Regions from separate parts of the Mus musculus genome. Here region 1 is linked to region 2. A link is a contact called in ENCODE Hi-C or POLR2A ChIA-PET data. All regions are on one chromosome and are shown on one strand. The core of a region is the stretch at or near the end of the contact, and the rest is flanking DNA. Distances in the headings are between cores, read along the strand shown. Region 1 overlaps Aff1 (AF4/FMR2 family, member 1). Region 2 holds the start of Aff1 (AF4/FMR2 family, member 1).

What was found. A loop is a pair of places that touch in the nucleus more often than their neighbours do. ChIA-PET counts read pairs that join two places held with the same protein, here RNA polymerase II (POLR2A).
Region 1: POLR2A ChIA-PET joins it to region 2 with 14 read pairs in Patski. The contact joins the enhancer-like site here to the promoter of Aff1 in region 2. A Hi-C loop is called at or near these places in 1 of 37 maps with a recorded cell type or tissue (regulatory T cell). POLR2A ChIA-PET finds 5 or more read pairs at or near these places in 2 of 5 experiments (Patski and embryonic stem cell).

The regions. Positions count from the first base shown.
Region 1 is chr5:103,832,465-103,837,410 of GRCm38, reverse strand. Aff1 (AF4/FMR2 family, member 1) reads right to left here. Exons shown (of 20, transcript NM_133919.4): 11 at 2,952-3,941. Among named protein-coding and RNA genes, the nearest start is that of Gm42139, 51 kb to the left of the region's middle. Within about 2 kb of position 1,475, at least 1 of the 3 ENCODE cell types and tissues checked has a DNase peak (open chromatin) inside an H3K27ac peak, as active enhancers do.
Region 2 is chr5:103,751,175-103,755,668 of GRCm38, reverse strand. It overlaps Aff1 (AF4/FMR2 family, member 1), which reads right to left and starts at 1,507. Exons shown (of 20, transcript NM_133919.4): 1 at 1,324-1,507. The coding sequence starts at 1,340.

The DNA of each region.
Region 1 (4,946 bases), core at 226-2,725, 82 kb before region 2:
ACCCTACTGTGTAATCTCTGATATTCTCTTGAGTATTTAAGGCTAAAATGCCTTCAAAGACTTGAATCCTTTGAGAACTTTTGTTAAACTTCATAGTAGGACAGTGAGAAGCTGGGGGTGGGGGTGGGGGGCTTTGAATAAACTGCACTCACGTGAACGTTTTGGAAAACTCTTAAATGTCTCTAAATACATCTTGAAAAGGCGTTTTCTAGCTTTCACGCTGAAGATGAAGGCATTGGGGAGAAATATTCCCATGTTAAAAAACAAGTCAGGGGCTAGAGAGATGGTTAAGAGCACTGGCTACTCTTCCAAAGGTCCTGAGTTCAATTCCCATTAACCACGTAGTGACTCATAACCACCTGTAAAGGGATCTGATACAGTCTTCTGGTGTGTCTGGAAACAGCTACAGTATACTCATATAAATAAATCTTAAAAACAAAGCAAACAAACAAACAAACAAAAAAAAGTTGGTAAACCTCTGGCCTAGAGCCAGGTTCCCAGGTTTGCAAACCAGGTGACCCCACCGGAGGAGCCAGGGAGGCCTGAATGGCCGTCATGGCATTGACGCACAAAACGGGTAACATACGCAAGGCCTACCGCATCAGAGAACACATGACTCTGCTGAGGGGTAAATATACAACAACTAGCTTTGGATCCATAGCTCTCTGGAAGCGTCTCAGTCAAGCAGCTAACTAATGCCACACCTGAAGCAATGAATGCCTAACCGATGCTAACCACACTCACAGCACACCTCCACAGCTCCTCTACCCAAGCACCAGCTCGGCCTGAGCAGGGACCTGGGAAGGCTGCGCTTCACTGCTTCCAGCCCCACGGAATTAGGACTGCCTAGGAATTTAAAAAATGCCAGAGTCCTCCTCCCGCTGTCCCTAGGTGACTGTAAAGTGATCAGGCTTGCCAGGACTTTAATACAGCCAGGATTTAAACCAATGGGTCCCATCTTCACCACGGAAAGGCTGACTACCAAGCTGGATCTCTTGGCTGTTTGCTAGAGCTTTGTGTCTAGAATGAGGACATGGCCACTCCAAGGTGTGGTTGAAGGGAAGCTTCCTGTTGTAGACATATGAGGGAGAGTACAGCCAGAGGCATCAGGAAGGGTCCAGAGTAGGGAGAGGAAGTAGCGAACTTAACATGGTCAGCAGACTGAATCAGCCATGGAGGGGACGGGGACGGGGGCGGGGGGGGGGGGGGGGGAGAAAAAAGGAGAGGGGACCAAGATCTATTGGAGCACATGGCCCAAATGGCAGGTTCTATCGGAATCAGAAGCTGGGGTAGGGAAGCCCACAAACTGGAGAAGATTGGGATGGGGTGGGGCGAGGAGAGCTGAGAGGAGCCGGGTAGACCCTGACAGGTACCTGCTGCAGTGCACAGAGCACATGAGGCCAGGGCACAGTCTGCTTGGCTAACAGGCACCACAGTTGGCACTTATCCTCAGTTTCTCTTGGACCAGACACTTTGCAGAACTCACGTGCACGGTGGAGATGAGGAAACTTCCCCAAGCTCTGAACAGAATGCTTCCCTTGAGCCATGCCTTAGAGGCTCAGCTTCCAGAGGACAGGCTCTGATCTCAGAATGCGGAGGAGCTAGCCTAGACGCCCCCCACGTCCCCCTTCCCGTGAAGGCTGACGACTCTCTAACCAACAAGGAAGCACACTGCACACTGTATTTCCTTCCACTCCAGTGGGAGGCAGAAAAGCAGAGGATTAGTGCCAGAGACAACATAAAATAAGCCAAGGCAGCTCAGATGGGGGTGACAGGAGACTGGCTGCTGGCCAGCACGAGTAGGGGTCCCGCTCAGGCAGTAGCTGCAGGGACACTTTTCCCTAAGCATGTCCACCACAAGTTCCGATAAAGTTTTGTCTCAGACAGAAAGGCAGGCGGATGGACGGACAGACACACACACTATTCCATCTCATTCTAAAAGCTTTAAAAAAAAATCTTTCTAGCATGGTGGTGCAGGCCTTTAACTAGGAGGCAGAGGCAGATGATCTCTGTGAGTTTGGGGTCAGCCTGGTCTACGTGGCACGATCCAGAACAGAGCTCCATAGACATATACTGTCTCACCCCTAGTCCCCCAGCTAGAGTCCTGACACGGAAACCTGTCCTCTCTCAGCTCAGACAGCCCCTTCTTCAGTAAGCACCTGGGCACAGTAGATAGGGTCACAGATATTCAAGTCTCCAGCAACCAGGTTCTGGGGGAAATCTCCCTTTTCGGTTTGCTAGAGCCACTATATCTTTAACCAGGTGGATAAACTATCTGGGCTTCAACATGATCTTCCTCGTAAGATATCTTTCTTATACTCAAGAGTGCTAAATCCTCTCCTGGTCAGCAAAGCAGAGATGGCCCTTGTGCTCTGTGAAAAGATCTGGGCAGGTAGTAGTAGTACCCTCGGGAGTCTTTCCTCATCACAAAGGAGAAAAAGAAAAAAAAAATCCAGGAATCCAGAGCTCAACCCCTTTGAATAAAGGAAGACGACACTGTCCAAACTGGCATCATGCCTAATAGAAAGCCGCATCATGAAGGTTTGCCTTGAAAACACATCGTGACGGCCACTCAGCATGCCGAGCTTGCCCCACCAGCTCACTTCGCTACCTCTCCCCAGAGGCCTTAGCTAGTTCTAGGGACAAAGCACGTGGTCATGAGTGCACAGTTCTTCAGACGACTCAGAACACTATCGCGCCGCTTTGTGGAACCTCCAGGATAAAATACAGCACCCAGGGAGTAAACCATATCTGCATAAAACATAAAAATGCTGCGCCTCGCTGTGGGGTGTGCAGAAAGAGGATGCCTTCAGTGACTCAAGATACCCTGACCGAGTGACAGCCCGCAGGACGGGAAGCGGATGCAGGCCAAGAGGAGCCCTGGAGAGGCAGCTCAGCCGAGCAAGCTTCCACAACTCAAAGACCATGCCACCACCTGTCTCTGCACCCACCTTTCTCTTCTTGGTCACTCTGCTGGAGCTGTCACAGCTCTTGGTCTCCGAGTCCTGCTTCTTCCCTGCTGACAGCTGCTTGTCTTCTGCTTTCCTGGGGCGGCTCCCCTTCCCCAGAGGCTGGGGAATCCTCGTGAGGAGGTCTAGGGTTATCTTCACCACCAAGCTTGTCGGTGGTGGGGAGTCCCTGAGCGGCGAGAGCAATTTGGTGTCTCTCAAAGGCAACAGGAGCTTGTCTTTACAGCCGTCCCCTTGGGCAATCACAGCCTGTCGGCAGCCACTAGTCCTGACGCTGCCACTGCTGCCCCTGCTGCTGTGGGATGGACCCTGGCTCTGAGTCAAGGAGACAAGAGCAGAGTGTTCTGGGTTCCTGTCCCCAGCACTGTCCTTCGGAGGCTGGGGGGCTGAGGGCGCCTTGGAGGGGGCCGTGGAGCTCTTGTGCTTCCTCTTCTCACTGGGGGTGGGCACAGGCGGCTTCGGTCTGGGCACGGCTGCCTGAGGCGTGGGCGCAGGGACCTCTGGCTTAGGCTCCCGACTGCCCACGGCACGCGGCCTGCCTTTCGTCTTCACCTTGGGTCTGTCTTTGGAAGTCTGCTCCTTTGAGCCGTAGGGAAGGGGTCCTACTTCACTCTCTGCCTGCGAGCTGGCCTGGGGCTCTGCCTGGCCGGAGCCCTTGGCGGGTTTCCTGGGTTGTTTGCTGCCCACGGTTTGCCGAGGTGGGGGTTCCTGTTGAGCGGGGGATTTCGGACAGCCCCTCTTCCCAGGCTGGGGCCCCTCAGAGGGACCCCGGAGAGTCTTGCTGGAGCTCTTTGGGAGAGGGTCTTTGGAATCAGGATGCTGCTGGTCACTGCTGCCCTCAGCGACACCCTTACTTTCCTGGCGCCATTGTGGAGACTCTGTGCTCCCCCGGCCATCCAGGGGCACTGAGGGTTGGTTGACTTTGGTCAACCAGTTGTCCAGCTGCCATTTGTTTGTCGTCGGAGGCTCGGGCTAGAAGCAGAAACAGAAAAGTATTAACCAACCGGGGTTGATGAACTGGGTTAGCAGCCTAACTAGACAGGACCATTCCCAGGACAAGTGGCCATGTTAGCAGTCTATACAGGACTGTCCCCAAGACAAGTGGTCATTTTGAGCCTAAGAATTTACCCTCCAGTCATCTCCTTCAGATTACAAATCAGATTCTGCAGCACTTCATCAAATGAGCTTGAACAGCTTTGCAATGAGAACTCTGCCTGATAGATAGTCACTAATAAGTAATTGGCAACTGCTGAGAGGCCTTTGTGGCTTGTCTTTTTGCCCTGATGGTTAATTATGGTACAGTTATAATAAGGAAACGAGGAAGAAAAACAGTACTTTTCTTCAACTGATAAGGCCCCACTTCTAACATTTGATTTCTCTTTATTTACTTAAAAACAGTAATTTATATGTGACAGGATTATCAATATAACACAGACAGATCTGACTTCCAAAACCTACACAGTAAGACAGAGTGAAATCACATTAGCAGGGACTAGTCCCTCTATTCTTTCAGACAGACACAGCATCTTTTACCAAAGGCAATCAGGTCTGAGGTCGCACATGTCCCTAAGCACAAAGAGAAGACCCACAGCAGACAGTCAGTTACCCAGATAACTGATAGGGAAGATCAACTGGTGTTCCTCAAACATCCTGTGACTCCAACAGTTGGTGCATGCTGTGGCATAAGATACTTGGACATTCTTTGCTTTTTTAAAGTTTTTAGTATTTTATTTTGTAACTTGTATTATTCATTTTAGTTTTCTATATTCCGGGTTTTATACACTTATATAATGTATAGCAATTATATTGGGGGTGGATATGAGCACAGATACCTAGTGAGAGGCTAGAGCAGGCGTTACATGTACTTGTGAGCAGCCTGGTATGGGTGCTGAGAACCCAAGTCAGGTTTTCTGCAGAATATGCTCCTAAGTGCTGAAATATTCTTATGAGATATATATCATATGGAAAGAGACCAAT
Region 2 (4,494 bases), core at 258-2,757:
GCATGGGCAACCATATCCAGCTATAACATATTTTAATTACTAGCCATGAACGACAAACAGTTCCTTAATTTCAAGCAAATGGGAAACGTTAGAGATTGAAGACATCTGCAGTCACTGTAATATGAAAATCTACAGGTTCTGTTTGTGCTAAAAGCTAACGGTTGCTTTTTAGTTAAGATTTAGCAGAAGTTTGAGGTGCAACTTCTGTTCCCCTACTCCTCTGTCCCGTTAGGAACCCCTTCCTTCCAACACTCAATAAGATGAAGACACAACTAAGCCAAGTTGAGAGGATTAAACTTGTTTTTAAAGTAAGACACACTTAGAAGGTTTTCTGTTTAGAGAAGTTCCTTCTAGGAAGTTTTATCTCTTAGAAAAATTCAAGTTCTATCTACTCAGTCTCTAACGTTTACAAATCTACTGTTCTCCATGATCTTTAGACCTAAAATTACTAAAATTACCTCAGCTCAGCGTCCAGATATGTTACCAAATCACTATCCTAAATCAAGTATTAAGGCTAAAGAACATTTCCATAATTGTAAACTTGTGCAATCACACTGCCTTCTGGCATAAGTTTTGAAAAGGTTCGACGGGTCCTGTTTTCCGTAACCAACAGCTGTAGAGACCGAAGCGCGATGACACCCAACAGCCTCAATCTTGGGCACCGGTGTACGGCCAAGTTTTAAGGCTCCTTTCAAAACCTTCAAACCCGGGAGAAGGCAAGACTCGGTCCTTGCAGTACAGGGCACTCCCCTGACAGCAACTGCGGGTCATTAGCCAGGCTCCCCTTCACCAACCCAGCGCATTCCGGCCTTTGCCTACTCAGCAGATTCACTCTGACTGTGCCGTTTTATGTGGAATCGTACATTCTAGCAGGAAAAAAAAAAAAAAAAAAAAAAAAAAAAAAAAAAAACTATATTACTCACCAGGCTCCACCACTCTCTCGTGGGAGAATCCTCGTTTCCATTAAGTGCGCTTCCAAATTTCTTTGGAAGACGCCAAACCAGCAACGAGTAGAGCCGGAGGATTGTGCACAGGCACCTCAGTGAAAATCCAGGCTCCGGCAGGAGAGAAACCAACTTCACTTTCCGAAAATAACAGTTCTTCGGGCCAGAAGCGGAATCTTTAACCTTAACTTTCCGGGCGGTCCCTTTGCACTCGGTTCACACACTTTTCTACCCGACACTCAGGGATGAGATAGCAGTGATCCAGCCGCTGGCTTCCTGCGGTCCCCGCCCCCCCCCCCCGGCACTCCCACCCGCGCCGCCCTTGCCCCGGGCTCCGCGGCCACTCCCGGGTCCCAGACGCCCCCTGCGCAAGCCTCACCTGGAATGGGCTGCCATGGCTCGGCTCACACTGCCTGGCGTCCCAAATCCATCTGCGCGCTCGCCCCGCAGGCTCTCTCGCCCGCGCCGCTCTCAGCGTCGGCCGCAGCCGTCGGCGATACTGCCCCGCAGACTCTGCGCTCTCGGCAGCCGCGTCCTCAGCTCTGTGTCCTCAGCACCGCCTCCGCCCCCCGGAGCCTCGGCTCGCGCCGAGCCTGACGGACATCCGGGCACCGGGGGCAGCCGGGCGAGCCGCACCTCCCTGGAGCCCAGGGAGCGGCGATGCCCGCCGCCCCGGGGCACTGTCGGGTCACCAGAGACCAAGGGGTGCGTCCGCACCGCCCGCTGCGGGGTCCCGGCTCCCAGTTCGCCCGCACTTCGGGGGCGATGTGCGCGGCGCTGGGCTCCCCTCGAGGTGCCCGAGCTCGCCGGGACCCCCCCGCAGGCGCCGCGGTGGTACGGCCCGCCTCCTTTTAAGGGCAGCGCGCACCTCCGCCGCCGCCGCTGCCCCCAATTCGGCTGTGTTCAAACGCGCGCTACAGAGATCCCCGCGCTCGGGCTGGGACCTCAGGGTCCTGCTGCCGTGGGGATGTGCTGGGAGTGGGAGCATCGGATCACTGCCTTCGCTGCTTCTGGCCGCTGCTGCGGGGCTTGCCATCGGAAACATCAGGGATCGGCTAGCAACCCTTCTTCAACTTTGCTTTCAGTTTTGAAAGTGCCCAGAAACAAGTGTTTATACGACTTCCCTCTTCGAGGCAACATGCGATTACACAGAAGACAGCCATTCAGGGAAGTCCCCTAATAAATTAAAAGAATTGCTTCCCCTCCACCCCACCCCACCCCACCCCCCGCAAACAAAAACCATGATGCAAACCAACGTAAACGCTCGAAAGCACAATCGAAAATTGCGTCAACTCAGACACAGGAAAGACACCAGGCTTTGCCTGGGAAGCGGCTGAAAACAACGATGGGCAGAAAGGCAGGGAGAAGACTTAACAGGGGCATCCCGGAGGACCAGCCTGCTGCTGGAAGGACACTTTCTTGGTGCGCTCCGGGTTCGACCCGGGACTCACCACATTATATTGCTCATGTAACTGATTGCCCAGTTTCTAAATACCGCAAGTTTCCAGATTCCGGTAGTCCCTCTCAGAGGTCAGAACTACTTACATAAGAACACAAGACAAAGCTTGTCTTTCACTCCCCTGGCTTTAGCTCTGATGGTGGAGAACGACTGACGCCTTCGCAGGAATGAAGGCTGTGGTGGCAAGTGAGACAAGTTGCCAGACACTGCTTTCTCCACCACCTACAGTAGTAGTTTGGAGAACTCGTGTACTTTAGGAATGCCCTTGATGAACTAACTAGTCCTTTGAATTTTGACTCTGAAATGCGGGGTTTTTCCCTCTGTCTCTATGTCAGTCTCTCTGTCTCTCCTCCCTCCCTCCTCCTCCTTGTGACAAACGGGAAGTGCACAGAAAGCACTGTTCTGTTCTAAGCTCACAAGCACAGCACCAGTCCTGAAGATGAGTGTGAAGTGACTGGAGAGAGAAACCAACCAGAAACTAGCTGGTTTTTCATAGACCATGTCTCCTAGAGATAACAATTCGCACGCTTCTGACTTGGGCATCTGGCAAGTCTCTCTTCTAGGAAAACAACTTTCAGTGTTTATTGCAAAGATAAGGTTTTACCTTCAGAGCTATAGGGGAAGCTTGCTACAGGTGAGACAGTTTCCCATACTGTCAGACCAAGGTGAGAGGGAAGGACTCACTGCTTGACTTAAGGAGCAATGGGTTCCAAATGACAATATGTGATGCTACAAAAACATGCCTGAGGGCTGGAGAGAGGGCTCATCTGCTCTTCCAGAGGTCCCAGAGTCACTTTCTAGGTTCCACATTAAGTAGCATCCATGTTCCCTTAGCTGTCTTTAACTCCAGTCCCAAGGGATCAGAAGCCTTCTTCTGTTTTCAGGAATCAGGCACACATGTGGCATATAGATATACATAGACACAGAACACCCATACACATGCAAATAAGTAAATAAAAATTCAGGGGGCTGGAGAGATAGCTCAGGAGTTAAGAGCACTGACTGCTCTTCCAGAGGTCCTGAGTTCAATTTCCAGCAACCACATGGTGGCTCACAACCATCCGTAATGGGATCTGATGCCCTCTTCTGGTGTGTCTGAAGGCAACACCAACGTACTCATATAAAATAAATAAATCTTAAAAAAAAAAAATCTAGGGGGCTGGAGAGATGGCTCAGTGGGTAAGAGCACCCGACTGCTCTTCCGAAGGTCCGAAGTTCAAATCCCAGCAACCACATGGTGGCTCACAACCATCTGTAATGAGATCTAATGCCCTCTTCTGGTGCATCTGAAGACAGCTACAGTGTACTTACATATAATAAATAAATAAATAAATCTTTAAAAAAAAAAAAAAAAAAAAATCTAGCCCGGCGTTAAATAAATAAATAACTGCACTCATCTCTCAACAGATAATTGCTGAGACAATTAAATATAAAATGAGAAAAATACAGCAAATATCTACCCATGAAGATGGAATAGGATTCGAATTAGACATTATAAGAGTCCCAGGATTGCCGGGGGTGGTGCTTTCATCCCAGCACTTGGGAGGCAGAGGCAGGCGGATTTCTGAGTTTGAGGCCAGCCTGGTCTACAGAGTGAGTTCCAGGACAGCCAGGGCTGGGTTCCTGGATTCTGAGTAGCTTGTAATATAAATCAGAATATTCTAAAATGGAAAGATCTAGCAATAGATCCAATCATACTAGAAGGAAGTCCAGGAGCCTAAAATCTCCACGTACAGGACCCAAGGTCTAGTTCAGCAATAAAAGTAAACAAAAGCAGACTGGAGTAGCTGTGAGCACACACAATCCTTGGTTTCTCAGACAAAGGAAGTCATACTTGGATGAGGCTCTGTTCATCTCGGAAGCACCTAAGTTCAAGACTGCTAAGGTCCAGCTGCACAAATGAGACACATCTTTAGTTCCAGTGCACAGGCAGAGGCAAGTGGATCACTTTGAGGCTCACCTGGTCTATGTGGCAAGTTCCAAGCCAGCCAAAAACTACATACAAGACTCTATCCTAATTAATAATTGATTCATTATAAGGTTTAGATGTAGAGTTGCCTTATTATCCAGGATATGTTCTCTTAACGATAG